Regions from separate parts of the Homo sapiens genome. Here all the other regions are linked to region 1. Evidence: read pairs that join two places in POLR2A ChIA-PET (ENCODE). Cell type or tissue: Panc1. All regions are shown on one strand. Links, peaks and the distances in the headings refer to the core of each region. The heading gives the core; the rest is flanking DNA. Region 1 holds the start of ZNF780B (zinc finger protein 780B). Region 2 overlaps FCGBP (Fc gamma binding protein). Region 3 overlaps FCGBP (Fc gamma binding protein).

Evidence for each region. Peaks named below come from ENCODE experiments on the same cell type or tissue, not always from the same donor. Only the 100,000 strongest peaks of a DNase experiment are listed, where the experiment ranks them.
Region 2: POLR2A ChIA-PET joins it to region 1 with 12 read pairs; 2 of 35 experiments call an interaction of 5 or more read pairs at or near these places.
Region 3: POLR2A ChIA-PET joins it to region 1 with 11 read pairs; 2 of 35 experiments call an interaction of 5 or more read pairs at or near these places.

The regions. Positions count from the first base shown.
Region 1 is chr19:40,050,927-40,062,045 of GRCh38, reverse strand. ZNF780B (zinc finger protein 780B) reads left to right here and starts at 5,815. Exons shown (of 5, transcript NM_001005851.3): 1 at 5,815-5,857. RefSeq lists an enhancer at 5,826-5,955. In Panc1, for the core only: no CTCF peak of the experiment used is centred there; a DNase peak (open chromatin) is centred at 5,815; H3K4me3 peaks cover 2,509 bases; H3K27ac peaks cover 2,606 bases.
Region 2 is chr19:39,863,565-39,873,264 of GRCh38, reverse strand. FCGBP (Fc gamma binding protein) reads left to right here. Exons shown (of 36, transcript NM_003890.3): 31 at 1-41; 32 at 614-1,187; 33 at 2,850-3,049; 34 at 6,145-6,528; 35 at 9,373-9,644. Among named protein-coding and RNA genes, the nearest start is that of FBL, 22 kb to the right of the region's middle. RefSeq lists an enhancer at 5,637-6,836. In Panc1, for the core only: no CTCF peak of the experiment used is centred there; no DNase peak of the experiment used is centred there; H3K27me3 peaks cover 1,176 bases.
Region 3 is chr19:39,874,238-39,885,356 of GRCh38, reverse strand. It overlaps FCGBP (Fc gamma binding protein), which reads left to right. Exons shown (of 36, transcript NM_003890.3): 26 at 1,911-2,052; 27 at 5,465-5,802; 28 at 7,121-7,694; 29 at 8,083-8,699; 30 at 9,426-9,969. Among named protein-coding and RNA genes, the nearest start is that of FBL, 33 kb to the right of the region's middle. In Panc1, for the core only: no CTCF peak of the experiment used is centred there; no DNase peak of the experiment used is centred there.

The sequences.
Region 1 (11,119 bases), core at 1,940-9,939:
AGTACTTTTTACAACGGTATTCCAATAAATTTGATAACCTAGACAAAATGGAAAAGTTTCTAGAAACACACACCTTTCTAAGACTCAATAATGAAGAAATAGAAAATCTGAATATACCTATGACCAGTAAGAAGAATGAATAGCAATCTAATACCTCCTAACAAAGAAAAGCCAAAGACTACATGGTTTCACTGGTGAAGTCTACCAAATGATTTTACATCTTTATTCTTTTCTAGCACTATAGGCATTTAAAGCTAAAAATAAAAACATATTTAGCTGCTCCAAAAATTTGGATTGTTTTTGTTTTTATTAAAAATACATTCTAGGCAAGGTGCGATGGTTCATGCCGGTAATCCCAGCATTTTGGGAGGCCAAGATGGGAGGGTTGCTTGAGGCCAGGAGTTTGAGACCAGCCTGATCAACATAGTGAGATTCTCATCTCTATTTTTAGGAAGTAAAATAAAAAATACATCCTAATTTCTCTTATAATTTATTCTTTGATCCATGGGGTATTTAACAATGTGTTGAATAATTTCAAAATATTTTTACATTTCCCAAATTTCCTCAGTGTTTGATTTCTAATTTTATTTTCACTGTGGTCAGAGAATATACTTAGCATGACTTACTTATAAAAAATATTATGATTTGCCATATATAAGTCTAGTATATTGTTTAGTTTAGAAAATGTTGCATGTTGAGTATGTATTTTATTGTTGGTTGAGTGTTCAACCAACCATCAGTTAAGACAAACTAGTTTGTAGTGTTGTTTAAGTCTTCTATATCCTTGCAGATTTTCTGTCTAGTTGTTGTATGTATTGAGAATAGAGTGTTAAAATCTCCACCTTCTATTGTTGAGCTGTCATTTTCTCTCTTCAGTTTTGTCAGTTTTCCTTTCATGTATGTAGTCTCCTGTTTTTAGGAGCATATACGTTCATTGTAGTTATATTTTTCTAATTAACTTGCCCTTTTATCATTAAATAAATCTCTTTTTCTTTAGTAACATTTTGAAAGCCTGTTTTGTCTGATGGTAGTATAACCATTCCTATTCTCTTCTGATCACCATTTGTATGGTATCTATTTGTATCTTTTTCCATCCTTTTGTTTTCCGTCTGTTTTCAGCTTTTAAAAAGAACTAATGTATATCTTAGCTTAAAAAAATCTAATTGAGATTATTGCTAAAATAATAACAGTAGTCGTCAGGCATGGTGGCTCACACCTGTAATCCCAGCACTCTGGGAGGCTGAGGTGGAAGGATTGCCTGAGCCCAGGAGTTCACGACCAGCCTGGGCAATATAGTGAGACCCTGTCTCTACAAAAAATTAGAAATAAAATTTTAAAAATCAAAATAAATAAAATAATATCAATAGTATACAGAAAGTTTACTCCAATATAGCTCCCTTCCTTTGTGCTATCATAGTAATATGAATGTGACACAAATTACAACTTTATACATTATGAACAAAATAATACAATTGTATAATTATGGTTTTATGCAGTTATCTTTAATCAGTTAAAATAAAAAAGTAAAAGTGTATATTATCTTTTATTTACCTATGTAATGACTTTAATCAGTGCTCATTATTTCTTTGTGTGGATTCCAGTGACCATCACCTTCATTCTAAAGAACTTTAATATTTCTTATTAGGAAAGTCTGCTAGCAACAAAGGCTTTCAGTCCTTATCTGCAATTCTCTTTATTTTATCTATATTTTGAGAGAGAATATTCTGGATATAGAATTCTTGGTTGACTGGTAGGGTTTTATTTGTTTTTGTTTTGTTTTGTTTTGTTTTTTGTTTTTGTTTGTTTTAGTACTTTGAATCTCATCCCACTGCCTTTTGTTCTCTGTTGTTTCTGATGAGAAGTCAGCCAGTAGTCCTGTTGAGAATCTCGTTTATATGATGAATAATGTTTCCCTTGCTGTTTTCAAGATTTCCCTTTGTTCTTGGCTTCTGACAATTTGACTCTGGGGTAGCTCTCCTTGAGACATGTTGATTAAGTATTAATATCTGGGTTTATCCCACTTGGAGTGTGTTCACATTCTTGTAAATGTAGGTGTGTGTGCATGTGTGTGATCAACTTCACAGAGAGTTTGGCCATTATTTTTCAAGCATTTTTTCTTTTTCTTTCCTTCTGACCCTCCTCTTATATGTATGTTGGTTTGCTTGATGGTGTACTACATGCCTCTGATGCTTTCTTCATTTTTATTCCTTCTGTTTTTCTTTCTGTTCTTCAGACTGCATAATTTTATTGACTTGACCTATTTTCAAGTTCACTAATTCTTTTTTCAGGTTAAATCTGCTATGAGTTCTTCTAGTGAATTTTTCATTTCAGTTATTGTGCTTTTCAACTCTAGAATTTCTACTTGGTTCTTTCATTGCAGTAATAATTTCCATCTCTCTGTCGATAGTCTCTGGCAGGGTATTATTGTCATACTCTTCTTTAAATTCTTTACATATGGCTTGTTTTAGTTCTTTGAACATAATTAAAATAGCTGCTTTCAGATCTTTGCTAAATCCAACATTTTTGCTGTCTCAGAGACAGTTGTCTACTAGCTGCTTCATTCCCATCCCCTCTGAGTGAGCTACTTGGATTCTTTAGCTCCTGTGAAAGTTTGTTCATGCATAGATATACGTTTAAATTGATGTTTCTGTGAGAGCTAAGTGCTGGAAAGTCCCATTCTTCTATCTTGCTGACATCACTCCTGTTAAGATTTTCTATTTTTTCTTGAGTCAGTGATAGTTTGTGTGTTTCTAGGACTTTTTCCTTTCCATTTAGGTTATTTTGTTGACATACAATTGTTTATAATTTTCTTCTATCATCATTTTCATTTTTGTAAGTTTAGTAATGTCTCCACTTTCAGCTCTGACTTTAGTAATTTTGATGTTTTCTCTTTTTTCTTGTTCAGTCCTGCTACAGTTTTGCCACTTTTTTTGATCTTTTCAAAGAACCAGCTTTTAATTTTGTAAGTTTTCTCTATTATTTTTCTATTTTCTATTTAATCTAACCTCACTTTTATCTTTATTATTTCCTTTCTTCTCCTGGTTTTGCTTTTTTTTTTTTTCTATTTTTCATATTCTAATTCCTAAGTGTATACAGTTAGGTCATTGATTTGACATCTTTCCTCCTTTTTATAGGCATGTAGAGCTATAAATTTTTCCCTGAGCAGTAAGCATCTCATGAACTTTAGTAAATTTGTATTTATCTAAAATGTTTTCTAAATTCTCTTTTTATTTGTTCTTTAACCCTTTGGTTGTTTAAGATTCTGTTGATTTGGCACAAAACAGTGATATCATCTATCCTTACTCCTATTCAGTATAGAAATTCAACAGAATTTCAGTTATCAGAACTTGCCAACATGAAGACAATGGGATTTAGTCCTACAAATTAAGGAAGAAACTGAATAAATAAAGTCATGAACTAACGTATTATATACAGGATTTAATTTTGAAATTCTTCAATTTTGCATAGGACTTTCTTCAGCTATGGCAGTAGTCTTTTGATGGTGCTCCCATTTCTAACTGGATACATTTACAATTTGTGTTAGAATGGAATGCAATTGAGAAGGTTTATGTTTCCGTAACACCTAAATTTGGCTTAACATTCAAAGGTATCATAAATTGAGCCAATTTGTTTGGCTTTAGGAATAATTTTTAAATAAATGTACCCTTCCTAGACTAAGTGGCAAAAAAAAAAGTAGAAATGTACTGTGAAGGCAAAATACATCAACTGCTAAAATATTTGCAATCTAATATTCCATATTCACAATACTCATGAGGATATTTTCCATTTCATTGGCTATATTCTAAGACTTCTGATTACCTTAGTATATGCAGAGTATATATCTCAATTTAAAAGGTATGGTGTTCAGAGAAGCGCCATTTGAAGGTAGCTATAATTTCAAGTTTATTAACCATAAAGTCCAGCATTGAGGATTACATACAATTTTATCAAAATTTAAAAATAATAGACTGTGTCAAAAAAAATCCTTAAAAATATGGTGATACTGGCTAAGAAATTGATTAAAGCATTGGAATATATACCAAAAATAATTATTCTGCTCTTTAATGCATAGTCAATATAGATAGCTTAAAATTTTTTCCTTACTACAAAAACATTATTTTGTTTTAATGCAAATATGTTATTGTTTACCCTTTAGGATATAACAGAAAATTATGACTCATAAAGGAAATTTTCAAACATTATATAATTTCAATTATCATAGTATTCATACATTTTCAAATTTTTACTACTTTGGACAATATATAGTGAGCTGTTATTGATTTCTAATTTAATTCCATTTTTGTCAAAAACATTCTTTGTATGACTTGAGTCCATTTACTCATTTATGGAGACTTGCTTTATGGCCCAGAATATGGTATACGCTGGAAAGTGTCTCCTGTCCACCTAAGATGAATTTTACTGTCTTTGAGAAGAGTGTTCCAGAAGTGTAAATGAGATCAAGCAGGTTGATATGTTGTTTAGATAATCTATACCCTGTTGCTTTTCTGCATTAGTTCTATCAATTACCAAGAGAGATATGTTGAAATATCTGATTATAATTGTGGATTTGTCTGTTACTTTATTGATCTAACAGGTTTTTACTCACATACTTAGAAGCTGTATTAAGAGCATAATTTAGGTTTGTTCTTTCCACTGGATGAACTGTATCCTTCATCATTATGATGATGTAACTTTCTTTATCCCTGATATAGTCTTTTTGGTGAAGTCACTTTGTTTTTAATATAGCCACTCCAGCTTTCTTTTGACTAGTGTTAGGATTTTATATATTTTTCCATCCTTTTACTTTTAACCTATTAGTGCTTTTATATTTTAAGTATTACCTGTAGGTAGCACGTATTTGGGTCTGACTTTTAAAAAAAAAATCCAACCTGACAACCTTCTTAAGTTAAGGTGTTAGACCAGTTACACTTAATGTGATCATTGATCCAATTAAGTTTGTTATCTTGCTATCTGTTTTCTGTCACAGTCGGGAATGAAAAGACATTTTGCTCTTCATTATTCCACGTTTCCGCTTTATATAGCATAGGAAACTACAAAAATCATTTTGAAAGTTCAATGTTGCTAGATTACAACAGTGAAATCAAGCTTTTCCTACGAAAAACAAACCCCCTTTGGCATTTATTTAGACTGTTTTAAGAAAATGTGTTAATTATTCATCCTTCAAGATAAGGCAAGTAATTCTCTGTGTACTTTTATCTGTTTCCATGCCGTCCTGAATCACGTTTTTCTCTCCAGATAACAGGAAGATTGTCTTGAAGAATCAAGTATATTTGATTCTGAAATCTCTCATGTAAACCACACTTCCTCTTCTAGTATAAAACCAACGATTCCTTTTCTTTCTTTCTTTCTTTTTTTTTTTTTTTTTGAGACGGAGTCTCTCCAACCATTTCTTTAGTTCAGGCTTTTCAAATTTATCCTAAGTCCCTTCAAATAGCACAAAGGGGAAGCCTATGCTCGGATCTGAGACGAAGAGGTCAAAGCAGCTACATTTTGACGTAATTTTACTTTAAATTCTTCTTTAAAAGTTCTGCTCATTTGCATTCTTTTGCATAGAGAGAAAAGGTAATTTACCCTGACGCACCGAAAACAGCAACGCTCCTCTCAGATGGGGATTCTCGCCCGTGGCCGCAACCTCTGCACCCCACGGTCTGGAACTCCCACAAATCCATTAGGCTCGGGTCCCTTAGGAGCCCCCAATGTATGCTGGGATCAACCTGAACAGACCATAGACCAAGACTTCTGAGGTTCTTTCTGCTCAGGACTGTATTTCCCAGAGGCCACCGCACCGGAATTAGCGGTTCCACTTCCTGTCTCCTGGGGTTGACGACCTAGCTGGGTAAGGTCTTCACGTCCTAGGAAGAAATCGGTGGCTGCGGGAGGTCTTCGTGGACTGGGACTCGAACCTGACCGACCCGGCAGTGCGGGTGGGCGAGAGCGAGGCGCTCAGAGGAGGAACCCGGGGCGCAGACGGAATCTGCCAGATCCTTAGGCGTGCGTGTGCGCGGGCATCAAAGGATGGGGATTGCGCGATCTTGAGTGACGGAGGGGACTGTGTGAGTGTGTGCGTGAGGCCCTGTGCACAGGACCGGGACGGCGTGTGGACGCAGTGCGTTTTGCTGGGGCTGTGTGAGTGTCACTGTGCCGGTGGTACTAGGCTCCTGCTGCTTCCTCCGTCTTTCCCCTTCAAAGCTGCAGAGGCTGCAGCAGAGGAATGAAAATGTCCCCAGTAGGGAGGTTAGATATTGAACCGAGAATGAAGCTTTGCACAAGAAGGCGCAGATCTGGACTCGGGGTGGGAATATGAGAGCTGGAAGTGCCTCTTGAGGGTCCCCCAGGAGGGCAGCTACATGTTGAGAACCCAGCGTCCCTCAGAGATCTGTCCCCAGGAACCAGCTTCGAACTCAGACCGATTCCTCCTCCTTTTATTTCCTTCTCATTTCGTACGAAGTGAGGGAAGTTGTGGCCATGGAGGGTGCTTTCAAACTTAGTCTGCGCTCCAAGAAAAGCCTGGAGTCTCACGCTTGCCGTATCCTTCTCCAGTCGTATTATTATCCAAAAGAAGGACCGAGAGGAGGATGAGAGCGTTATTGTTGCACACTTAAGTCAAGGGTGAGTTTGTGCTTTGTATTTGTTCAAGAAATGCGTTTTTGATTTTAGAATATAGAGGTTCCTGTAAATTTTTAGTGAATTTCAGGAGAATATGCAAATTGATTCTTGCCCCCTCCCATTGTGCCGCCTCCCAGCGAGCCGTTCCCCACCCCGCCCGCTCCCCACCTTGCCATTTAATATTCACAGAGCCATTTGGCAAATCGTTCACACCTTCCTGTACGCTCTCTTCTTCTAAGCTGGTATAAAAATAGTCCTCCAGAGGTTTATATTAAAGCTTTATTTTAGACTCTGCTTTGAAAAGAAGATTAGTTTGTGGAATCACACGCCAGGTTTCTGACTCTTTACAGGCCTCCTTTTCCAAGTAGGGAAGAATGGAGATGGTTGGGTGATTTCCATTCGTCTGTGAGGCTTTCAGGAATCGGAAAGTGATTGCACAGAAATTGGTATCAACCAGAGTCAGGATTTTTCGGGAGAGTCCATGAGATGATAATTGTAATACTTGCCAGATCTCTGTGAGATTCGGCAGTTCCGGTTGCATTTTGGGCTATTTGTGTGAACTGTGAGAGGCAGTACGCTGTTGCGGTTAAGAATAGGGGAGTGGATCCAGAGTATCTGGGTTGGAATGTTTGTTCTGTCCGTTTCTGGTCTTCTCAGGCTTGTAATGAACATTAGAATGAATTAATACTCTAAAACCTCTTAGAGCAGTGCTAGGCATATAATAATAAATGTTTAATGTTTTAGCTTTTGTTTTCGTGTGGTCATTTTAGGTCATTTCCCTTGACTTTCTATAGGACAGGAGCATTGGGAATATGTGATTCATTGTGATTGCTGCTTGCATAGTAAGAAAATGAGTGAGTTGCTCAAATGATCTAGGACAGAAGTTCTTTTTAAATTGACAGATAAAATTGTATGTATTTATCGTGTGCAACATGATGTTTTATAGTATATGTACATTGTGGAATGACTAAATCTAGCTAATTAGCAATGCATTACCTCACATAGTTATCATTTTTGTGGTGAGAACACTTAATATCCACTCTCTTAGCACTACAGAATAGTTATTAATAGTAGTTATTAATAGTAGATACGTTGTTGTGTAATAGATTTCTTGAGCTTATTTCTCTTATCTTCCTGAAATTTTATATCCTTTGACCAACATTTCCCCAGCCAACACCATCTTCCCTCCCTCACCCACATTACCCCCGACCTGTAAACACCATTCTCTTCTCTAATTCTATGATATCAAGTGTTTTCTTTTTTTGAGAGAGAGTGTCTTACTCTGTTGCCCAGGCTGGAGTGCAGTGGCGTGATCTCGGTTCACTGCAACCTCTGCCTCCCGGGTTCAAGTAATTCTCCTGCCCCAGCCTTCCGAGTAGCTGGGACTACAGGTGCATGCCACCACACCCAGCTTATTTTTGTATTTTTAGTAGAGACAGGGTTTTGCCATGTTGGCCAGGGTGGTCTCGAACTCTGGACCTTAGGTGATCCGCCTGCCTCGGCCTTCGCCTCCGCTTTCGAAAGTGCTGGGATTACAAGTGTGAGCCACCGCACCTGGCCTATATGAACATTTTTCAGATTCCACTGATGAGTGAGATCATCTGCCTTTCTGTGCTTGGCTTACTTAATATGAATTTCTCCAGGTTCATCCATGTTGTTGCGAATGACAGCATTTCCCTTTTTTTATGGCTAGTTTTCCATTGTGTATATATACCTGCATATATACCACATTTTCTTTATCCATTCATTGATAGACAGTTAGATTGATTCCATATCTTGGCTATTGTGAATAGTGCTGCAATAAACATGGGTGTGCAGGTGTCTCTTTGGTATACAGATTTCATTTCCTTTGGATAAATATCCAGTAGTAGATTGCTGGATCATATGGTGGTTCTATTTCTAATTTTTTGAGGAACCTCCATGCTGTTTTCCATAATGTCTGTGTCACTTTACATTCTCACCAACAGTGTGCAATGGTTCACATTTCTCTACATTCTCACCAACATTTGTTAACTTATGTCTTTTCAATAGCCACCCCAACACATATGAGGTGATATCTTATTGTAGGTTTAATTTTCATTTCCCTGATGATTAGTAATGTTGAGTATTTTTTCATATACTGTAGCCATTTATATGTCGTCTTTTGAGATGTGTTTATCAGGTCCTTTGCCCATTTTTTAATTGGGTTGTTTTCTTGCTGTTGAGTTCCTCACACGTTTTGGATATTAACCCCTTATTAGATACATGACTGCAAATATTTTCTCTCATTCTGTAGGTAGTCTCTTCACTTTGCTGTGCAGAAGCTTTTTTAGCTTGATGTAATTTCATTTGTCTATGTTTGCTTTTATTGCCTGTGCTTTTGAAGTCATTTCTAGAAAAAAAAATTATTGCCCAGATCAATGTCATGAAGCTTTCCCCGTACGTTTTTTTCTATTTGTTTCATAGTTTGGGATCTTACATTTAAATCTTTAATCCATTTAGAGTTGATTTTTGTATAATGGTTTGAGAAAAGGGTCTAATTTCATTCTTCTGTGTATGACTCCCCAGTTTTCACAACAGTATGTATTGAAGAGACTGTCTTTTCCTTATTGTATGTTCTTGGCACCTGTCTCAAAAATCAGTTGGTTGTAAACATATGGATTTATTCTGGGGCTCTCTATTCTGTTCCGTTTGTCTAGGTGTCTGTTTTTATGTCAGTATCATGCTGTTTTGGTTACTATAGCTTTGTAGTATATATTGAAGTCAGGTAGTTTGATGCCTCCAACTTTGTTCTTTTTGCTCCAGACTGCTTTGGCTATTTGGGTCTTTTGTGGTTCTATGCACATTTTAGGATTTTTTTTTTTCTATTTTTGTCAAGAATGTAGGACTGAAATTCTTAATCTGAGTTCTTGTAACTCCACGTATGGTCTTGGGGACCACAAAGCTCTTGAAATAATGTATTGAAGTACTATGGAAATTTATCAATGTGGGTTTTAGAGGGAGAAATAGTATATCATTTCATAAGACTATCAAAACTGTATGTGACCCATGAGGTTTGGATCCATTGATCTAGATAGAACATTGATTCTCAGCGGGGGTGATGTTTAAAAACTTTTGGTTGTCACACCATGGGGGAGGTGCTACTTAGATCTAGTGGATAGAGGTCAGGGATACTGCTGAACATTGTACCGTGCACAGGATAACCCTCCCTATAGCCCCAACAAAGGATTATACAGCACAATATGTCATTAGTGCCTAGGGTGAAAAACCTTAGTCTAGAATCAAAAGATTGTGATACCTGGAATGACACTGTAAATGATCTTATATAAATCAAGTGTCCTGTAATATGGAAATCACTAAGCAAATTATACTAGACTCAAGTGATAAAGTATTATGCAGCTAATAAAATGATGTCTATAAAGAATTATGAAAAGAAAAATATTTGATATACCATTAAGCAGTATTCATGCTATGAACAATGATACTCAAGAAAATGTTACATGTATATGAATCCCATATACTAAGATAGGGTTTTTGTAAGGCATTCTGTAGGAATTGTATCCAAAATGATATTTTAATGAGTTATTTGGTGAAGAAGGGAACCAAGCATGGTGATGTACATTCCACAGATTTTCTCATGTAGTTTCCAGATGCCACTTATCTGCATTGTGTTCATTCAGAGAAGAGTCTTGATAATGAAAATGTCTAATTATATTGGTGAGATACAGCTAAAGGATGTCAGAACTAGCTGATGTTATTTGTTATAGTCACATTAATCTTTTTGATCCTCATGACAGGCACAGTTTTTTGTTTTTTATGATTAAAAGTACTCACTCTCTGTTAACTCTGTTTTATTTTTATTTTTGAATTCGGATGTAGAAATATGACCATCATTAATGCATACAAGAAATTAGTTGAAGACTTGTAGACAATTTTTTTTAGAAATTGTACTAACATACATAGAAAAACATAGACATCTTAGTGTTGGTCAAGAATTGGGAAATAATGGAAACAAATTTATTACATAAAAACAAGAGCTCAGTAGAGTTTCCTTTTTTTGTCCCCACGTTGAAAGGAAAATGTCTAAATAAAAGATGTCTTTCATCTAATTTGGAGAACAATTTCCTCGCAAGAAAAAAAATGTGTATGTACATTTAAATATGTACATATATAGATACATACACATGTGTATATGTGTGTATATATGTGTGTGTGTGTGTGTGTGTGAATATAATTATATATTCTAAGTTAAATGCCTGGGCATAGTCACAATTATGACATACTCTTTAGCAAAAAGAAGAAAATTGGGGCTACAATACAGAGATAAGCACTGTTAGCATGCATATACCTGTCTAAATTTTTGTATTGATGTCTATTAGTCTTTTGCTTAATATTTCTATATACATATATTTTACAAATGTAATCGTATTGTTTATCCTGCTTTGTAACCTGATTTTTCTGTTAATCATATGTCTGGAACAATTAATGATTACTTTGTATTCTATTACATGGC
Region 2 (9,700 bases), core at 1,314-9,313, 190 kb after region 1:
CTGTGGCTGGCCAGGTTGTGAGCCTAGCTCAGGGGCAGCAGGTGAGTCCATGTGAGCCTGCCCTGGGGGTCTGAAGGCAACACAGCCCCATCTAGGGGGTTCTGAGGGAGACACGACCCCACCCTGTAGGTATGAGAGGGACATTCCTCTAACATGGGAACTCTGGTACCTACCCTGGAAGGTTTGGTGAATGGTCCCACCGTGGGAGATTTTTGTGTTGTTTTGTGACAGGGTCTTGTTCTGTCACCCAGGCTGGAGTATATTGGCGTGATCACAGCTCACTGCAGGCTCAACCTGCTGGGCTCAAGCAATCCTCCCACCTCAGCCCCCCATGCCTAGCTAATTTTTTATTTTTGGTAGAGATGAGGTCTTGCTGTCACGGCCAGGCTGGTCTCGAACTCCTGGGCTCAAGTGATCCACCTGTCTGGGCCTCCCAAAGTGCTGGGATTATAGGTGTGAGTCACCACGCCAGGCCTGGGGCCCAAGAAGTTTAAGGGAAACATGACCTGACGTTAATGGGACTGAGGGAGATGCAGCTCTGGCCTGGGAGTGGGACAGGACAGCCTTGCCTGTGGTTCTGTGAGTTCCTGACCTACCCGACCCTTCCACCCAGGTCACCGTGGACGGCGAGGCTGTGGCCCTGCCTGTGGCTGTGGGCCGCGTGCGGGTGACCGCCGAGGGCCGAAACATGGTTCTGCAGACGACCAAGGGGCTGCGGCTTCTCTTTGATGGCGATGCCCACCTCCTCATGTCCATCCCCAGCCCCTTCCGTGGACGGCTCTGTGGCCTCTGTGGGAACTTCAATGGCAACTGGAGTGACGACTTTGTCCTGCCCAATGGCTCAGCAGCGTCCAGTGTGGAGACCTTCGGGGCTGCATGGCGGGCGCCCGGCTCCTCCAAGGGCTGTGGCGAGGGCTGCGGGCCCCAAGGCTGCCCAGTGTGCTTGGCAGAGGAGACTGCACCCTATGAGAGCAACGAGGCCTGCGGGCAGCTCCGGAACCCCCAGGGCCCCTTCGCGACCTGCCAGGCGGTGCTGAGTCCCTCTGAGTACTTCCGCCAATGCGTATACGACCTGTGCGCGCAAAAGGGTGACAAAGCCTTCCTGTGCCGCAGCCTGGCAGCCTACACGGCGGCCTGTCAGGCAGCTGGCGTGGCCGTGAAGCCCTGGAGGACAGACAGCTTCTGCCGTGAGTGTCCGTGGGTCCCTCGCAGGACTCTAGACCAGGTGTAGGGGCCCCTCCTGGCCCATTCCTTCTATTTGCATGTCGGAGTGGTTTCTCCCTGTAAAAGCGCTCCCTCCCCACCCCCTCCCACCCCACACCCACACAACTTCTTCTCCCACGGCATAGTCCACTGGCTTCCCTGCTATCCCTCTGACTGTTCCTTCTCAGCCTCCTGTCTGGGCCCACTCTGCTCAAACCTCAAATTCTCTTCTTCCCTAGTGTTCTATTCTGGACTCTTTCTGCAGTGACCTGAAAGGGAGAGTTGGATGGGTTGGGAGATCTGTGGCTCACACAGACCCTCCTTCTACCCCCGACAAGACCATATCCCCTCAGATCCCCCCAAGACAAGGCTGCAGGCTATTAAACACCCCGCTAAACTAGGACTGTACCTCTCATTCAATTCCCCATGGGAGGGACATCACCAGAGACTCTCAGGAAAAAGCAATGGCCCCTTCGGCTCCAGGTCAGAGCCAGGTCTCCCCTGGGCAGGACCTATACCCAGGGCGGTCATCCACACCCGCGGCCTTAGATTTGTTCTCATTGTTGACCATGGACCTGGTCTGTCTGTCTCAAGCCCTGAACTCTCTCCTGACTGTCAGCCCAGTGATCCTGATTTCTGACTTCTGGCCTTCAGAACTGTGGGAGAATGAATTTCCCCTGTTTAAGCTACAAAGTCTGTGGTAATTGTTAGGGTGTCCAAGACACCTTCCCCTGGGTGTCCTTACCGTCCCTCTTACCTGCTGTGTTCCCAAATAAAATCAGCATTTCACCCCCAGCCTGATGCTCCTTCCCCAAACCTGGTGGGCATTGCAGAACAGCCACACCTCCACCAATTGCTTAGCCAGAGACCAGGGACTTACCACAGATAATTCCCTTGGGTCCATATAGCCCCTGTCCCAACTCTGACCCCTCTGCCTGTGCCCCCCTATCCCAGCCCTGACCCCTTTGCCTGTGCCCCCCACACCCTGGCCCTGACCCCTCTGCCTGTGCCCCCTACCCAGCCCTGACCCCTCTGCCTGTGCCCCCTACCCCGGCCCTCAACCCTCTGTGTGTACCCTCCCCATCCCGGCCCTGACCCCTCTGCCTTTGCCCCCCCACCCCAGCCCTGACCCCTTTGCTTGTGCCCCCAACCCCAGCCCTCAACCCTCTGTTTGTGCCCTCCCCATCCTGGCGCTGACCCCTCTGCCTGTGTGCCCCCACTCTGGCCCCGACCTCTTTGCCTGTGCCCCCGACCCTGGTCCTGACCCCTCTGCCTGTGCCCCCTACCCTGGCCCTCAACCCTCTGTCTGTGCCCTCCCCATCCCAGCCCTGACCCTTCTGTCTGTAGCCCCCTACCCTGGCCCTGACCCCTCTGCCTTTGCCCCCTCATGCCTGCCCTGACCCCTCTGCCTGTGCCTCCCCACCCTGACCCTGACCTCTCTGTCTACACTCCCTGATGCAGCATGTTCACTTTGGGCTCTTCCTGTCTGTCCCACTGGAAGTGAGCTCTGTAGGACTGGGGTTGAGACTTTTCTCAGTATTTGTGTCCTCAGCACCGCCTAAAACAGGGCTGGGTGTGCAGTAGGCCCCCTTGGTTATCCAGGACCCTTTGGAGGTGTGACTCAGCCCTGCCTCCTCTCTCTGCAGCGCTCCATTGCCCCGCCCACAGCCACTACTCCATCTGCACTCGCACCTGCCAGGGATCCTGTGCGGCTCTCTCCGGCCTCACGGGCTGCACCACCCGCTGTTTTGAGGGCTGTGAGTGCGACGACCGCTTCCTGCTTTCCCAGGGTGTCTGCATCCCTGTCCAAGATTGTGGCTGCACCCATAATGGCCGATACTTGCCGGTGAGTAGGGGCTTGGGGTGGGCAGAGAGGGTAGAAGAGCTTGAGAGAGACCCAGAGATTCTGTGCTGACCTCTTCAAGGCTGGGGACAGAGGAGGTACCGCCATATCCCAGCTATGTGACTTGATGCAGGCAACCTCCCCCTATTAGTCTCCTGCAGCTTCTGTAACCAATTACCGCAGACATGGTAGCTTAAACAGGAGAAATTCATTCTCCCACAGTTCTGAAGGCCAAAAGTCAGAAATCAGGAATACTGGGCTGACATCAAGGTGTTGGCAAGGTGGCACTCCCTCCAGAGAAATCTAGGGGAGGCCATGCCCAGTGGCTCATACTTGCAGTCCCAGCCCTTTGGGAGGCCAAGGCGGGAGGATCACTTGAGCCCAGGAATTCAAAACCAGCTTGGGCAACATACAATTGTTTTTTTAATTAGCTGGGCATGGTGGTGCACACCTATAGTCCCAGCTACTCAAGAGGCTGAGGTGGGACAATGGCGTGACCCCAGGAGTTGGAGGCTGCAGTGAGCTATGATCACGCTGCCGCACTCCAGCCTGGGTGACAGAGCAAGACCTTACCTCTAAAGAAAAAAGGAAAAGAGCCAGGCACGGTGGCTCACACCTGTAATCCCAGCACTTTGGGAGACTGAGGCGGGCGGATCACGAGGTCAGAAGTTCAAGACCAGCCTGACCAACATGGTGAAACCCTGTCTCTACTAAAAATACAAAAATTAGCCGGGCATGGTGGTGCGTGCATGTAATCCCAGCTACTCAGGAGGCTGAGGCAGGAGAATCACTTGAACCCAGGAGGCGGAGGTGGCAGTGAGCCGAGATTGCGCCACTACACTCCAGCCTGGGTGACAGACCGAGACTCCATGTCAAAAAAAAAAAAAAAAGAAAAGAAAAGAAAAGAAAAAAGAAATCTAGGGGAAAATCTGTTTGTTGCCTCTTCCAGTTGCTGGTTGCTGCAGGTTTTCCTTGGTTGTGGCCACATCACACCAACCTCTGCCTCCTCTTCTGAGTGTGTCATAACACCTCCCTCTGCTTCTCTCTTATAAGGATACACGTGATTGCATCTAAGGCTCACTCAGATAATCCAGGAGAAATTTTCCATCTTCAGATCCTTAATTCAATCACATCTGCAAACACACTTTTCCCATATAAGGTGACATTTACTCATTACAGGGATTAGGACCTGATATCTTGGGGCGGGGGCATCATTTGGCCCCTCCTTGAACTGCATTTTCTTCACCTGTAAAATGGGACTAATCACCATCTTTGTACCATAGGTATCTGAGGATCAGGCCCGATTATACAGGAAAGATACCCACTGAGCACTGGGCCTTGCCCTGCATGTTCATCACACTCAGTAAAAAGAAAGAGCAGTTTACAGCGGGGCGCAGTGGCTCACACCTGTAATCCCAGCACTTTAGGAGGCCAAGGCGGGCGGATCAAAAGGTCAGGAGTTCGAGACCAGCCTGGCCAATATGGTGAAACCCCGTCTCTACTAAAAATACAAAAATTAGCTGGGTGTGGTGGTGGACACCTGTAGTCCTAGCTACTCGGGAGGCTGAGGAAGGAGAATCCCGTGAACCCGGGAAGTGGAAGTTGCAGCGAGCCGAGATTGTGCCACAGCACTGTAGCATGAGCAACAGACCGAGACTCCATGTCAAAAAGAAAAAAAAAGAAATAGCAGTTTACAACAGTGCAAATAGGTAGCCCAGCTAATAATTGTTTAATAATATGAATTAAATTGAAGAATTGATTTATTCTTGTTAATAATTTTTTTGAGCTCTTACTATGCACCATGTTTGTTATGGGTGTTATTATTTATTTATTTATTTATTGAGATAGGATTGCACTCTGTCTTTCAGGCAGGAGTGCGGTGGCATGATCACGGCTTACTACAGCCTCAAACTCCTGGGCTCAAGCGATCTTTCTGTCTCAGCTTCCTGAGTAGCTGGGACCACAGGCTCACACTGCCATCCCTGGCTGACTATTTAATTTTTATGTAGAAATGGGATCTCGCTATGTTGTCCAGGCTGGTCTCAAACTCCTGGGCTCAAGCAATCCTCCTGCCTTGGCCTCCTAAAGTGCTGGGATTACAGGGATGAGCCACCTCTCCCGGCCATGTTCTGGATGTTAATTCATTTAATAATCACAACAATCCTATGCAATAGATACTATGACTATTTTCCCCATTTTACAGATGAAGAAATTGTGACATAGAGAAGTCAGCCCGAGGCTAGCCATTAACATGCAGCACTAACTTGCATTGCTTGCAAATGGAGCCAAATTTTGCTCTTTCCTTGAGGTCTCACTGCCTACTGGAAGCCATCCTTGATCCCCTAGGCTGGGTTAGGTGCCTCCTCTGAACCCCTCAGCTCCCTATGCTTCCCCATCTCTGCCCTGACCCCTCTGCCTATGCCCGAAGTCTTGGATTTGTGAGTCTGGCCTTCATGGGAGAGGTCTGGCCTAGAGATGTGGAAATCATCATTGTAGAGATGGCATTTATTTTGTTAATTACATTTCTTCATTTCTTACCTGTATCAGTTAGCTTTTGCTGGGTTACAGATCACTCCAAAACGTTGTGGCTTAAAACAATTATTCATTTAGTTTGCAATTTTGTGACTGCAGTTTAGGCTGGACTTGGCTGGGTGGTTCTTCTGCTATCCTCTGGGCTTACTCATGTATAATATCTGTAGTCAGCTGGTGGGTCAGCTGAAGGCTGCCTGGTCTAGGGTGGCCTGAGCTGGAAGAGTTATCTATGTTCCATGGGGTCACTCATCTTCTAGGGAGCTAGCCCAGGCTTGTTCTCATGGTGGCTGGGCAGGATTCTGTGTATGTGAGAGAGAGAGAAGGAAAGAGAAGCTGTGAGGTCTCTTGAGGTCTAGGCTTAAACCTGTTACAACATTGCTTCTTCTGTGTTTCATTGACCTAAATATAGTCTTACGGCCAACCCAGATTCATAGGGAGGGGGAAATAAACTCTATTTCTTAATGGGAGTCTGTAAAGTCACTCTGCATGGATACAGAGGGTTCAAGCAGTGTGGCCATTTTTGCGATCCATCCCACCACCATAACCTGGCCCCTTTCTGTGCACAGGTAAACTCCTCCCTGCTGACCTCAGACTGCAGCGAGCGCTGTTCCTGTTCCTCAAGCTCTGGCCTGACATGCCAGGCAGCTGGCTGCCCACCAGGCCGTGTATGTGAGGTCAAGGCTGAAGCCCGGAACTGCTGGGCCACCCGTGGTCTCTGTGTCCTGTCTGTGGGTGCCAACCTCACCACCTTTGATGGGGCCCGTGGTGCCACCACCTCTCCTGGTGTCTATGAGCTCTCTTCCCGCTGCCCAGGACTACAGAATACCATCCCCTGGTACCGTGTAGTTGCCGAAGTCCAGATCTGCCATGGCAAAACGGAGGCTGTGGGCCAGGTCCACATCTTCTTCCAGGATGGGATGGTGACGTTGACTCCAAACAAGGGTGTGTGGGTAAGTTTGTGAGTAGGGGGTAGGGAATGTCTCCCTGGGCTTTTGCTCTTCTGATTACAGTGTCCCCACATTCCTGGCTTCCTTTCTGTCTTGCGATCTGTTTTCTTTATCCAGGTCTCTGCGGTTTAGTCTCTGGATTTGTATTTATCTCAATATTTCAAACTTGGTCCCTCTGTTCTGGCTGAGTTCTAGAGGAGCAAAAACATACTCAAGCAACTTAATAGTTTTGACATTAGTATGAATCGAGACTCTATGGGTTGCAAGTGACTTAAAACCAAATTCAAACTGCCTTAAGCAAAATTGAATTTATTAGTCCATGTAGCTAGAAAATCCCAGGATAGAGCCTCAGGAATGGCTGGATCTAGGTGCCCTGGCAATATTATCAGAAATTTGTACTTCCGTCTTTGAGACTTGCTATTTGCCAAATCAGCTTTGTTCTCAAACAGGCTTTCCACTTACAGGTGTAAAGACGACCCCCGCCCAGCTGCCCAGGCCTACACCCCACCAGCTTATCTACCTTAACAGAAAATGGTTCAATAAAAGACCCAGGATTATATCTCACTGAGCCAGTTTGGGTCACATGCCCACCCCTGGAGCCAATCACTGTGACTTTAGGGAGGAAGTTCCGTGATTGGTCAAGGCTGGGGGTGGGGGGTCACATAATGTGTCAGGGTTTCCCATAACCTGGTTCAGTGATTCACTAGGACTCACAGGACTCAGCATATAGTTGTACTTAGGGCTAAGATGTATCATAGGGAAAAGATACGAAGTGAAATTGACACAGGGAAAAGGTGCATCGCACAAAGTCCAGGGGAAATCATGTGCAAGCTTCCGAGAGTCCTTTCTCGGTAGAGTCACACAGGATGTGCTTAATTCCTCCAGCAACAAAGTTGTGATGAAACATGAAATGTCATCTGCCAGGGAAATTCATAGAGTCTCAGTGCCTGGGGTTTTGGTATCCACCTACCAAAATTCCAGACTCCTAGAAGGAAACTCCCAGAAGATGCTCAGCATCTTTGTTCATCACTGGACTATAAGCCGCAGGTAGGCAGGGATCCTGTCCATCTTGGTCACCAGTTTGTTCCCAGTACCCAGATCAGGGCATGGCACCTAGAGGGTACTCAGTAAAAGGCTGGTTTTGTGAATAAACTCAGCCCTGCTCCTTTTGTGCCAGGCCATGTGCTGGGTAACAGAGATGACTCGGACTCAGTCGTTATACTTGGAAAGCTTGCACCCTACTGAGACTTTCCATCCACTAGTCTTCATCTGTCCTTCACTACACCCATCCTCCCTTTTCCCCTCCTTCCTTCCAGCATCTATTCTACCCCCTTCTCTTTTTCCTATTTCCTTCCTTCTAGTCTTTTTCCCTTCCTTCTTTCTTCCATCCACCCACCCATCTGTCCATCCATCCATCCACCCACCAATCCACCCATCCACCCATCCATCCCTCCATCCATCCACCCACCCACCCACCCACCCATCTGTCTTTTCAGATCTATCTACCTATCTCTCCAATCATCTGGCAGAGGAAAACTCAGATACAAAAGCATTTAGAGGGCTGGGCATGGTGGCTCATGCCTGTAATCCCAGCGCTTTGGGAGGCCGAGGCGGGCAGATCACTTGAAGTCAGGAGTTAGAGACCAGCCTGGCCAACACGGCAAAACCCTGTCACTACTAAAAATACAAAAATTAGCCGAGCATGGTGGCACATGCCTGTAGTCCCAGCTAAGGCAGGAGAATCACTTGGACCCGGGAGGCGGAGGTTGCAGTGAACTGAGATCGCGCTATTGCACTCCAGCCTGGGCGACAGAGCAAGACTCTATCTCAAAAAAAAAACTAAAACCAAAACCAAAAAACAAAACAACAACAACAACAACAAAAAACAAACAAACAAAAGAAGGATTTACAAAAAAAAAAAAAAAAAAGACAAGTCTTTTAAGGAAGTTTCTCTAGGGAATCTAACTTTAGAAGGGTTAATTCACCAACTAACATAGACAACAGTTATGTAAAGGAAAAACTCACAAAGTTACTGGATCTGCAGCCTATGATGAAGAAAAAGTAATTTTCTCACATGATTATTATATTTGCTAAAGTCATTACTTATCTTCAGACATCAGCATTGCAAAAATAAAGGATAACGTTGTTTTGGTTAGGGAACCAATAACTTACAGGATGTGCTCAAAGTTTGTTTTATTTTGCAAACTAGAACCAGGCTGAGGGAGGCAGATCACCTGAATCCAGGAGTTCAAGACCAGCCTAGACAACACAGTGAGACCCTATCTTTAGAAAAAAATACAAAAATTAGCCTGGTGTGGTGGCACACATCTGTAGTCCTGTAGTCTCAGCTACTCAGAAGGCTGAGGTGGGAGGATTGATTGAGTCTAGGAGGTCAGGGCTGCAGTGAGCTGTGATTGCACCACTGCACTCCAGCTGGGATGACAAAGCAAAACCCTATCTTAAAAAAAAAAAAAAGAAAAGAAAAAGAAAACTAGAACCATAAGGATGACCCTGGGGTTTGATTGTTTGTCTGTCTGTTTGCTTATCTGTCTGGTACAAAATGCTTCCCCCACCGACTTTGGGGTGTTGTGTAGATCCATGGGTACGTCTCTCCATCCCTCCACTCTCCATCCTTTTATCCGTCTATCCAGATCTCTAGCTATCTTCTCATGTATCCATTGCTCCAAATAGTGCAAACATCCAGGTCTTCATCTCTTTCAGCACCTGCCTCTTTGATTTAGCTCCATGAACTTATCTTGTTTGGGGTCTCCATCCTCCATCCTGGTAACACCCAGCTATTCTGGGGCTGTGGCCTCACCTCTGTGTTTGCTGGGCATCCCCCACCAGGTGAATGGTCTCCGAGTGGATCTCCCAGCTGAGAAGTTAGCATCTGTGTCCGTGAGTCGTACACCTGATGGCTCCCTGCTAGTCCGCCAGAAGGCAGGGGTCCAGGTGTGGCTTGGAGCCAATGGGAAGGTGGCTGTGATTGTCAGCAATGACCATGCTGGGAAACTGTGTGGGGCCTGTGGAAACTTTGACGGGGACCAGACCAATGATTGGCATGACTCCCAGGAGAAGCCAGCGATGGAGAAATGGAGAGCGCAGGACTTCTCCCCATGGTGAGGGATGTAGTATGGAAACCAGGCTTCTTGGGGCAAAGGCACCTGGATCCTCA
Region 3 (11,119 bases), core at 2,083-10,082, 180 kb after region 1:
TCCAGGCCTCAAGCCATCGTCCCGCCTTGGCCACCCAAAGTGCTGGGATTAATGGCATGAGCCACCATGCCCGACCCACTGAGCCTCTTTTTTTTTTTTTTTTAAAGATATAGTCTTGCTCTGTTGCCCAGGCTGGAGTGCAACCTCCGCCTCTCGGGTTCAAGCTCACTGCAACCTCAGCATCCCAGGTTGAAGCAATTCTCTTGTCTCGGCCTCCCGAGTAGCTAGGAGTACAGGCACGTGCCACCACACACGGTTAATTTTTTTGTATTTTGGTAGAGGTGGAGTTTTGCCATATTGGCCAGGCTGCTCTCGAACTCCTGACTTCAAGTGATCCTCCTGCCTTGGCCTCCCAAAGTGCGAGCATTACAGGCGGGAGCCACCACAGCTAGTCCACTCAGTCTCTTCAGTGTCTCTTGTACCCACTCCTTTCCCCGTCCCCATGGCCCTCCCTTGGTCCAGCTGGTCCTCTCCTACCTGGGTCCCTCCCAGCTCCTACCTCTGCTCCCTCTGGTCCACCCTCCACGTGGCAGTGGTAAAGATCTTTCTAAATATGACCACGGGCTCTGAAGCTTTAAACCCTCCCCTGACTCCCCAGGTCAAGTTGTGGCTTTGCCTTCCAGGTCTGGACGAAGGGAGCCTTTCTGACCACAAAGACAAGATTTCCATGTGTTATACCAGCTGCTAACACCCTCTACTTCCCTCTCCCACTCTGTCCCCGTAGGTCCTTTTTCTTTGACTGGAGCATGTGTTTGTCTAATGTCCATCTCCCTTGGGGACTGTGAGCTCTCCTAGGGGTGGAACCCTCTCTCTGTTGTTCTCCTCACATAAATAATATTAATAATAACAGAAAATGTGTAGATAGTGCTTACTATGTATCTGGTACCGTTTTAAGTGCTATGTGTGCATATTTTTATATATGCATTACATATCTAAAAACTTTTTATTCTGAAAACGTTCAAACATGCAAAAATTAAGAGAATAGTGGAATGACTGTCCATGTACTTACCCATCACTTAGCTTCAAAAATAAGCCATATTCTCCCGATCTTGTTTGATGTCTACCCCACGTATCTCTCCTATCTGAATGTTTTAAAGGAAACCCTTTTCTGTTTTTGTTTTTGTTTTTCCTTGAGATGGGGTCTCGCTCTGTCACTCAGGCTGGAGTGCAGTGGCGCAGTTTTGCCTCACTGCAAGCTCCGCCTCCCGAGTTCACACCATTCTCCTGCCTCAGCCTCCCGAGTAGCTGGGACTATAGGCGCCCGCCACCACGCCCGACTAATTTTTTGTATTTTTAGTAGAGACGGGGTTTCACCGTGTTAGCCAGGATGGTCTCAATCTTCTGACCTCGTGATCCACCCGCCTCGGCTTCCCAAAGTGCTGGGATTACAAGCATGTGCCACCGCGCCCGGCCTACCCTTTTCATTTTATCTAAATTTTACATGTCTGAATATAACTTGGTTATTATCTGAATATAACTTGGTTATTATCTGAATATAACTCAGTTATATTTCCAAAGGCAGGCGCTACTATCATCTGCAATCTGCAGATCATGAAACTGAGCCATAAAGAGGTGAAGTAACTGCCCAGAGTCACACACTTTGGAAACAGCAGAAACGGGCTTCAAGCCCAGGCGATCTGCCCTTAGTTACTGTGTCACACCATTTCTCCTACAGCAGACGTTGAGTGGATATTTTGGAATGAATGAGTAAATGAAGAAAAGTGAATGAACCAATGAATGATGGCCCCAAAGCCATGCTGTGCCTCAGCTTCACAGACAAGGGGCCATCCTGCTGAGAGATGTCCCTTGTCTGTGATGTCTGCCAAACCCCTCTGTGCCAGAACGCCAGAGATGTGAGAGTCGGCTCCCACCCGTGGTGTCCCTGATGGCCGTTCCCTCTCTCCCCACAGCCGGAGCAGACAGTCCTCATTGACAACTGTCGGCAGCAGTGCACGTGCCATGTGGGTAAAGTCGTGGTGTGCCAGGAACACAGCTGCAAGCCGGGGCAGGTGTGCCAGCCCTCCGGAGGCATCCTGAGCTGCGTCACCAAAGGTGCTGGGCTGGGCTGGGCTGGGACTGGGGCTGATGGGACTAGGGATGGAGGATGGGGACTCTGGGGCTGAGGGTAGTGTAACTGGGGTGTCCATGGCGGGAGGTGTACAGGACTAATGATTGAGGTTGCAGACCTGGGGAACCCTAGACCAGGTTTCACAGGGCCAGGGCCACCTACTTTGGGAGGTAGGGACCCTTAGGGAAAATCCAGGCTGTGGGGACCCTCAGAGATAGTTTTCTCAGGGTGGATGTCAGAGACCCTCGGTATAAGGCAGGGACAGGCGCGCCTTTGCTCTAATGTGCTACATGGTAAATGTTTAAGCTCGCAGGCTGTAGGTTCTCGTTCCAGCTACTCACTCTGCCACTGTGGCATGAAAGCAGCCGTAGACTATGTAAGTGAAGAGGTCAGGTTCCTATAAGACTTTAGAATACAAGAGCAGCAGCCTAGGGTTCCATCATGAGCGGAACACTGATGTGTGGGATCGGGCTTGGGGTTCAGACACTAGCACCAAAGGGCAGGGGAGAGATTGGGATCCCAGGGGCAGGGACAGAGAGCAGAGTTCTGAGTCTCACGCACGGAGACCTCACCAAGGCAGGACATTGGATATGGGGACCCCTCTTAACTGGAAGATCAGGATTTCTAGGGGTATAGTCTCTGATGTGGGAATCCCCCAGACTAAATCTGGGACACAGCCACCCCCAGGGCTCATTTCTTAGGGTGAAGAGCAGAGAACTCTCCTCCCCCTAAGGATAAGAGAATGGGAGCTCCAGCACCAAGGAGTGGGGGCTAAGACTCTCAGGGCTGATGAGCAGGATAATGGGGACTCCCAGGAATGGGGGGTATATCACTCAGCATCTAGTCGAGAGACAGAAAGCGTATGGCCATTTGAATGAGGAAAGTTTAATTAAAGAATCACTTACTTATTAATAGGAGATTAACTATTAAGGGTAAAGAGGGTCTGGTGCCGTGGCTCACACACCCAGAACTTTGGGAGGATCACTTGAGGCCAGGAGTTCGAGACCAGCCTGGGCAACATAGCGAGACCCCTGTCTCCACAAAAAATTGAAAATTAGCCAGGTGTGGTGATGCGTGCCTGTGGTCCCAGCTATTTAGGATGCTGAGGTAGGAGGATCAGTTGACCCCAGGATTTCGAGGCTGCAGTGAGCTATATGATTGCACCACTGCTCTCTAGCGTGGGCAAGACAGCAAGACCTTGTCTCTTTACAAACAAACAAATAAACAGAAATAAGAAACGGTAAAGAGAGCACTAAAGAATACCACCAAAGCACACACAGGAAGTAGCCGCCACTCTAGGGCTAAGTTAAAAGCCTCATGGAAGGGAGAAATTGGTCCCTCCTCTTCAAGGAGGGGAGAATCAGCCCCAAGGCTGAGTCCAGTCTCACTGCAGCTGTAGCCCACTGGGTGGCACAGAGGTTTCTGCAGGCTGGACTTGGCAAGAAGGGAACCCCTCACTGGGAAGCCAGCTGCGGCCAGTGGCACTCGCTGAATGTGGCCCCGCACCCTGGCCAGAGCTGAAAGGACCAAACTGGCTAGAAGCCAGACCCGGAGACCCTCCCTCCTGCAGTGACTCTCCGGCGCCCTCTGTTGACAAAGCTTAACTCCGTGGGTGTATTTGAAGCTGAGAGGCGGTACATTGATAATGGACACAGGAGGAAGGAGACGTTTGAAGGCTGGCCTCTCCCACACAGGGGTTCCGCAAGCTGGGGTCACAGATGTAGTAACTGTACGAACAGGGTCTCGGACACAGAAACCCCCCAGGACAGGGCCTCAGCAGTGAGACACGATGAAGGCTACTGTCTTGAATACAGCAACCCTCAGGGATGGAGTCTTGCACTGAGGGAGCCCAGCCCATGAGACTTAGCTAGTTAGGGTCTCAAACATTTCAAATCCTGCTGAGACCCTGGCACTGGGCTCTTGCCAGAAGATCACCCCAGGGCCCTAGTCTTGGGCATAGAGGCCTCCAGGACCTAGAGAAATTGGAGACCAATTTCTATCAAATGTGGAGATGTCCAGGGGGCTGAGGTCTCAGGCATGGGGGACCCTGAGACCTAGATCTTTTTTTTTTTTTTGAGCTAAGGTCTCACTCTGTGGCCCAGGCTAGAGTGTAGTGTAGCTTACTGCAGCCTCGATTTCCTGGGCTCAAACAATCCTCCCGCCTCAGCCTCCCGAGTAGTGGGGGACTACAGGCACACACCACCACGCCTGGCTAATTTATTAATCTTTCTGTAGAAATGGGGTCTTACTATGTTGCCCAGGCTAGTCTCAAACTCCAGGGCTCAAGCTATCCTCCCACCTCAGCCTCTTAAAGTGCTGGGATTACAGGCCTGAGCCACCACACCTGGCCTGGGGCCCAGGTCTTGAACACAGAGAACCCTGGGGCTGGGATCTCAGACATGGATGCTCTCAGGGCTGGCATCGCAGACACAAGGACCCCTGGGGCACAGATCTCAACTGGGGTCAAGTGCACCTTTTCTCTAAAGGGCTAGATGGTAAGTGTTTAAGCTTGCAGGCTATACCTTCTGGATCACAACTACTCACTCTGCCACTGTGGTGTGAAAGCAGCCGTAGCCTATGTAAGTGAAGACGGTGAGGTTCCTATAAAACTTAAAATACAAGAACAGGGTGAAATCTCAAGCAAGGGCACCATGGAAAGTGCACCTTAAACACAGACCCAGAGCCTTGGTCTTTGCCTTGGTCTTAGGTGCGTGGACTCCAGGATCTCAGTCTCACACAGCAAATGGCAGGGCCTCAGTCTCAGAGGTAGGGGAACTCTAGGTACTGGGTCTTGGCTGTACAGACCTCTGGGGCCCAGGTCTCCGGTATGGGACCTTTGACAGCCGAGACTTAGACACAGTCCCCCATGGGGCCTCAGTGTCAGCTGTGTGCGACTCCCAGGGGCTGGTCTTGAAAATAGCAGGCTGGGCATGATGGCTCATGCCTGTAATCCCAACACTCTGGGAGGCCAAGGTTGGCTGATCACTTGATGTCAGGAGCCCGAGACCAGCCTGGCCAACATGGTGAAACCCTGTCTCTACTAAAAATACAAAAATCAGCCAAGCATGCTGGTGGGCACCTATAATCCCAGCCACTCAGGAGGCTGAGTCAGGAGAATCACTGGAGCCCAGGAGGCAGAGGTTGCAGTGAGCCGAGATTGTACCATTGCTCTCCAGCCTGGGTGACAGAGAAAGACTCCATCTCAAAAAAACAACAAAACAAAAGAAAATATAAAAGCAAACTATAGGAAGTGGGTCCTAGACATGAGGACTCTGGAATGTGGTCTTGCCTGCAGTAACCCTCAGATCCCTGGCACAGACTGGGTAGATATGGAGGGAGCGGCCATGCTTTACAATGGGCAGCCCCTCAAGGTCCTCCTCCCTCTTCTGTCCCCAGACCCGTGCCACGGCGTGACATGCCGGCCACAGGAGACATGCAAGGAGCAGGGTGGCCAGGGCGTGTGCCTGCCCAACTATGAGGCCACGTGCTGGCTGTGGGGCGACCCACACTACCACTCCTTCGATGGCCGGAAGTTTGACTTCCAGGGCACCTGTAACTATGTGCTGGCAACAACTGGCTGCCCGGGGGTCAGCACCCAGGGCCTGACACCCTTCACCGTCACCACCAAGAACCAGAACCGGGGCAACCCTGCTGTGTCCTACGTGAGAGTCGTCACCGTGGCTGCCCTCGGCACCAACATCTCCATCCACAAGGACGAGATCGGCAAAGTCCGGGTATGTGTGGCAGGATGGTCCCCTGAGGTCCCCGGGAGGGCAGGAGGGATCCTGACGACCACAGTTAGCAGCTCAAGGCTCTTTGTCTTCACCTGGGCCTGAAACAAACTGTCAACAAAAAGAATAATTGCAGCAAAAATGTCACCCTGTTACTGGGAATTAAATGAGCCTAGCCCCTGGCAAAGGGCTTTAACATAGGACCTCAGCATTTGCCTTTTTTATAGACCTGGGTTTCAATCCAGCCTCTCCTCCTTATGAGCTATGTGATGCTGGGCAGTTCACTTGGTAGGCCTCAGTTTCCTCATCTGTGAAGTGGGCATCGTATCAGGGCCTCCCCCACAGCAAGGCCGTGCATGTCACATGCTGAGCTCAGAGTCTAGTCCAGGTGAACAGTCGTTTGAGTGTTTGTGAGGGAACAAGTGAGAGACCCAGAGACCAGGACACAGAGAGAAATACAGGGAGATCGGGCTAGGTGCGGTGGCTCACGCCTGTAATCCCAGCACTCTGGGAGGCCGAGGCGGGTGGATCACCTGAGGTTAGTAGTTCGAGACCAGCCTCGCCGATATGGTGAAACCCCCATCTCTACTAAAAATACAAAAATTAGCTGGGTGTGGTGGTGCTACTGTAATCCCAGCTACTCTGGAAACTGAGGCAGGAGAATCACTTGAACCTGGGAGGTGGAGGTTACAAGAGCCAAGATTTCGACACTGTACTGCAGCCTGGGTGACAGAGTGAGGATCTGTCTCAAAAAAAAAAAAAAAAAAAAAGAAAGAAAGAAAGAAATATAGGGAGATATGTAGGGAGATCAGAGGAGACAGATGGGCTATCCTTTCTGCCCAGGGAAATGGAGATAGAGCTTAATGGTAGCTCACAGAGAGAAAATGAGGGATGGAACAGAGTAGGCACTGGATAAATGATGGTGAGTGAGTGGAAGAGACACACAGAGAATGAGGGTAGGAGGGAGGAAGGGAAGAGGAGGGAGAGATAGACAGAGAGACAGAAAGAGAGAGAGAGAAGACCAAGTGATATAGACTTAGGTGAAGACAGAGGGAGAGAGACACAGAAAGACAGAGAGACAGAGAGACAGAAGAGGGAGATAGAGATGAAGGGAGAAGATCTAGAAAAAGTAAAGTGAGGTTTCGTTCCCCAAGACCTGGGCTAGAACAACTGTCCACAGTGTGTCAGATGACAATCCAACTCTCGGGGGAAGGCCCTGGCCTCTCCCAGCCCCCGGTGGGATGAGAGAGAGGGAGGCAGAGGGCCAGAGCTGGGGCCGTAAAACCTCCAGTGACCCGTTTGCCTTCCCTCCTTCCCCCAGGTGAACGGTGTGCTCACAGCCTTGCCTGTCTCCGTGGCCGACGGGCGGATTTCAGTGGCCCAGGGTGCATCGAAGGCACTGCTGGTGGCTGACTTTGGACTGCAAGTCAGCTATGACTGGAACTGGCGGGTAGACGTGACGCTCCCCAGCAGCTATCATGGCGCAGTGTGCGGGCTCTGCGGTAACATGGACCGCAACCCCAACAATGACCAGGTCTTCCCTAATGGCACACTGGCTCCCTCCATACCCATCTGGGGCGGCAGCTGGCGAGCCCCAGGCTGGGACCCACTGTGTTGGGACGAATGTCGGGGGTCCTGCCCAACGTGCCCTGAGGACCGGTTGGAGCAGTACGAGGGCCCTGGCTTCTGCGGACCCCTTTCATCTGGCACAGGGGGCCCCTTCACCACCTGCCATGCTCATGTGCCACCTGAGAGCTTCTTCAAGGGCTGTGTTCTGGACGTCTGCATGGGTGGTGGGGACCGTGACATTCTTTGCAAGGCTCTGGCTTCCTACGTGGCCGCCTGCCAGGCCGCTGGGGTTGTCATCGAAGACTGGCGGGCACAGGTTGGCTGTGGTGAGTGTTGGGGGAGCAGAGGTGGGGCGGGGGGCGGGGTCCCGTCTCTTCGGGGCTGGTTTGGTTTCACTCTGGTCCTTCTGGGTCTCTTTGTTTTCTTTTTTCTCTGTTTGTCTCTCTGTCTCTTGGTGCTCATCTCTGGGCCTCGCTTTGCTTGTGTCTATCTGTCTGTTTCTCATTCTCTAGCTCCCTCAGTTTCTGCTTGGGTCTCCTGGTGTCTCGCCCTCTCCCATTTCTTTCTCTGTGTCCTCTCTGTGTCTTGTTTTCTGTCTCTCCCTTTTTCTGTCTGCTCCCTAGTATCTCTGTCTCCTCCCACCCTGTCCTGGGACCCCACCCCTGACACCCTTCTCTCTATTTCTCTCCTTCCTGCTCCTTCGTCTGCCCACAGAGATCACCTGCCCAGAAAACAGCCACTATGAGGTCTGTGGCCCACCCTGCCCAGCCAGCTGTCCGTCCCCTGCACCCCTTACGACGCCAGCCGTATGTGAGGGCCCCTGTGTGGAGGGCTGCCAGTGCGACGCGGGTTTCGTGTTAAGTGCTGACCGCTGTGTTCCCCTCAACAACGGCTGCGGCTGCTGGGCCAATGGCACCTACCACGAGGCGGGCAGTGAGTTTTGGGCTGATGGCACCTGCTCCCAGTGGTGTCGCTGCGGGCCTGGGGGTGGCTCGCTGGTCTGCACACCTGCCAGCTGTGGGCTGGGTGAAGTGTGTGGCCTCCTGCCATCCGGCCAGCACGGCTGCCAGCCCGTCAGCACAGCTGAGTGCCAGGCGTGGGGTGACCCCCATTACGTCACTCTGGATGGGCACCGATTCGATTTCCAAGGCACCTGCGAGTACCTGCTGAGTGCACCCTGCCACGGACCACCCTTGGGGGCTGAGAACTTCACTGTCACTGTAGCCAATGAGCACCGGGGCAGCCAGGCTGTCAGCTACACCCGCAGTGTCACCCTGCAAATCTACAACCACAGCCTGACACTGAGTGCCCGCTGGCCCCGGAAGCTACAGGTGAGGAGGGCTGTGGGCCAGACAGGAGCAAGTGCCAGCTCTGGGGTTGCCTGAGATGGTAAGGGCTTCACCATTCCCCTGGGCCCCTTTCACAGCTTAGCTGGGGCATGATGGAAGGGTCAGAGTGTACGCCTAGGAGCCTGGTGGCTTGGCACAGCGGCTTCTTCCTCTCTGAGCCTAGTGTATTCCTCTGTAAACTGGTCTAAGAAAGTACCTGTTTTTGAGAAGGATGAGGAGTCAGTGACATGAGCCTATAGAGGCTCTTTGTTTTTTCTTTTCTGTTTTTCTTTCTTTCTTTCTTTTCTTAGCCTGACTCTGTTGCCCAGGCTGGAGTGCAGTGACAGGATTAGGGCTCACTGTAGCCTGGAACTGCTGGGCTCAATCCATCCTCCCGCCTTGGCCTCCGCCTCCCAAGTGGCTGGGACTAAAGGCGCAGGCCACCATGCTGGCTAATTTTTCATTTTTTTTGTAGAGATGGGGGTCTCACTATGTTGCCCAGGCGGGTCTGAACTTCTGACCTCAAGTGATCCTCCCATCTCGTCCTTCCAAAGTACTGGGATTGCAGGCTTTGCCACCAGGCCCGGCCTATAGATGCTCATTATTATTTTCAGAGGGGAGGTGACATGCTCTGGGTCCCACAGCTAGTAGGTGGTGGGGCCAGGATTCAAACCCGTGTTCTCTCCACTCACCGCGCCCCATCCCCCCGCCGCCATCCCCCGCCCGCAGGTCGACGGCGTGTTCGTGGCTCTGCCTTTCCAGCTGGACTCGCTCCTGCACGCACACCTGAGCGGCGCCGACGTGGTGGTGACCACAACCTCAGGGCTCTCGCTGGCTTTCGATGGGGACAGCTTCGTGCGCCTGCGCGTGCCGGCGGCGTACGCGGCCTCTCTCTGTGGCTTATGCGGGAACTACAACCAGGACCCCGCAGACGACCTCAAGGCTGTGGGCGGGAAGCCCGCTGGATGGCAGGTGGGCGGGGCCCAGGGCTGCGGGGAATGTGTGTCCAAGCCATGCCCGTCGCCGTGCACCCCAGAGCAGCAGGAGTCCTTCGGCGGCCCGGACGCCTGCGGCGTGATCTCCGCCACCGACGGCCCGCTGGCACCCTGCCACGGCCTTGTGCCGCCCGCGCAGTACTTCCAGGGCTGCTTGCTGGACGCCTGCCAAGTTCAGGGCCATCCTGGAGGCCTCTGTCCTGCAGTGGCTACCTACGTGGCAGCCTGTCAGGCCGCTGGGGCCCAGCTCGGCGAGTGGAGGCGGCCGGACTTCTGTCGTGAGTACTGCTCCATGCATGGTCCACATGGTTGGGTCTCTCCCTGCCCTTCCCAGGACTGTAGGACAGCAGCCCCTTCCTCCTCCATGGGGCTCAGGGGCCACTTTCCTTCCTCTGAGCTTGGTATCTCCTGTCACCAAACACCTTGGCACTCACACACTGAAATGCCCCAAGAAAGGTACTGCAGTGAGAGAGAGTTAGAAACACCTAGTCAGAGTGTGGGCGTGGTGGCTCACGCCTGTAATCCCAGCACTTTGGGAGGCCGAGGCAGGTGGATCACCTGAGGTCAGGAAGTTGAGACTAGCCCGGCCAACATGGTGAAATCCCTGTCCCTACTAAAAATACAAGATTTATCTGGGCGTGGTGGTGGGCACCTGTAATCCCAGCTAATCAGGAGGCTGAGGCACTTGAACCCAGGAGGCAGAGGTTGCAGTGAGCCATGATGTGACACTGCATTCCAGCCTGGGCAACAGAGTGAGACACCATCTCAAAAAAAAAAAAAGAAAGAAAGAAAAGAAACACCTAGTCAGAAACCTGGGGTCCAGGACACTGTTGAGGATTGGTGATCCATGCTCTCAGATATCCAAGGCATGTAGATTGGGATGGCTGACTCTGCCTCAGTCACACAGCAAGGTACCCCTGGTTAGGAAGACCTAGTGAGTTACAGCTGGTCAGAGGCCCTTGGTCTGTTGCACACACTGAAATACACCTAGTCACATAGAATAAGTCACATACCTTCAGTGGTATCTGCTCAGATTTTGTACTGAGACTAACTGGTTAGATACACTCAGATAGAATCAGGACTCTTACATAGCCCTGGGCAGATCCACACAGATGCATGGTTAGATAGTCCTAGGCGGTTCCCTTCAGGCAGGTCTCCTGGTCACAGGTATCCTGCCAACTTCACCCAGGCACACCCTTAGGCAGACCATGTCAGAAGGACTCTGGGAGATGCTGCATGTCAGACACCCACAGCTGGGTGCCCTCAGGCAGAGCCATACCCTGAGATACATGTGGCCCCACACCCCAGTCACATTCACACGCTGAGGTACCCATAGTCAGTTCTGATCTTGCATACCCCGAATAGATATAAGTGATCCATTTCACCCAGGTAAGCCTGGCTTACATAGTGAGACCCCATCTCTACAGA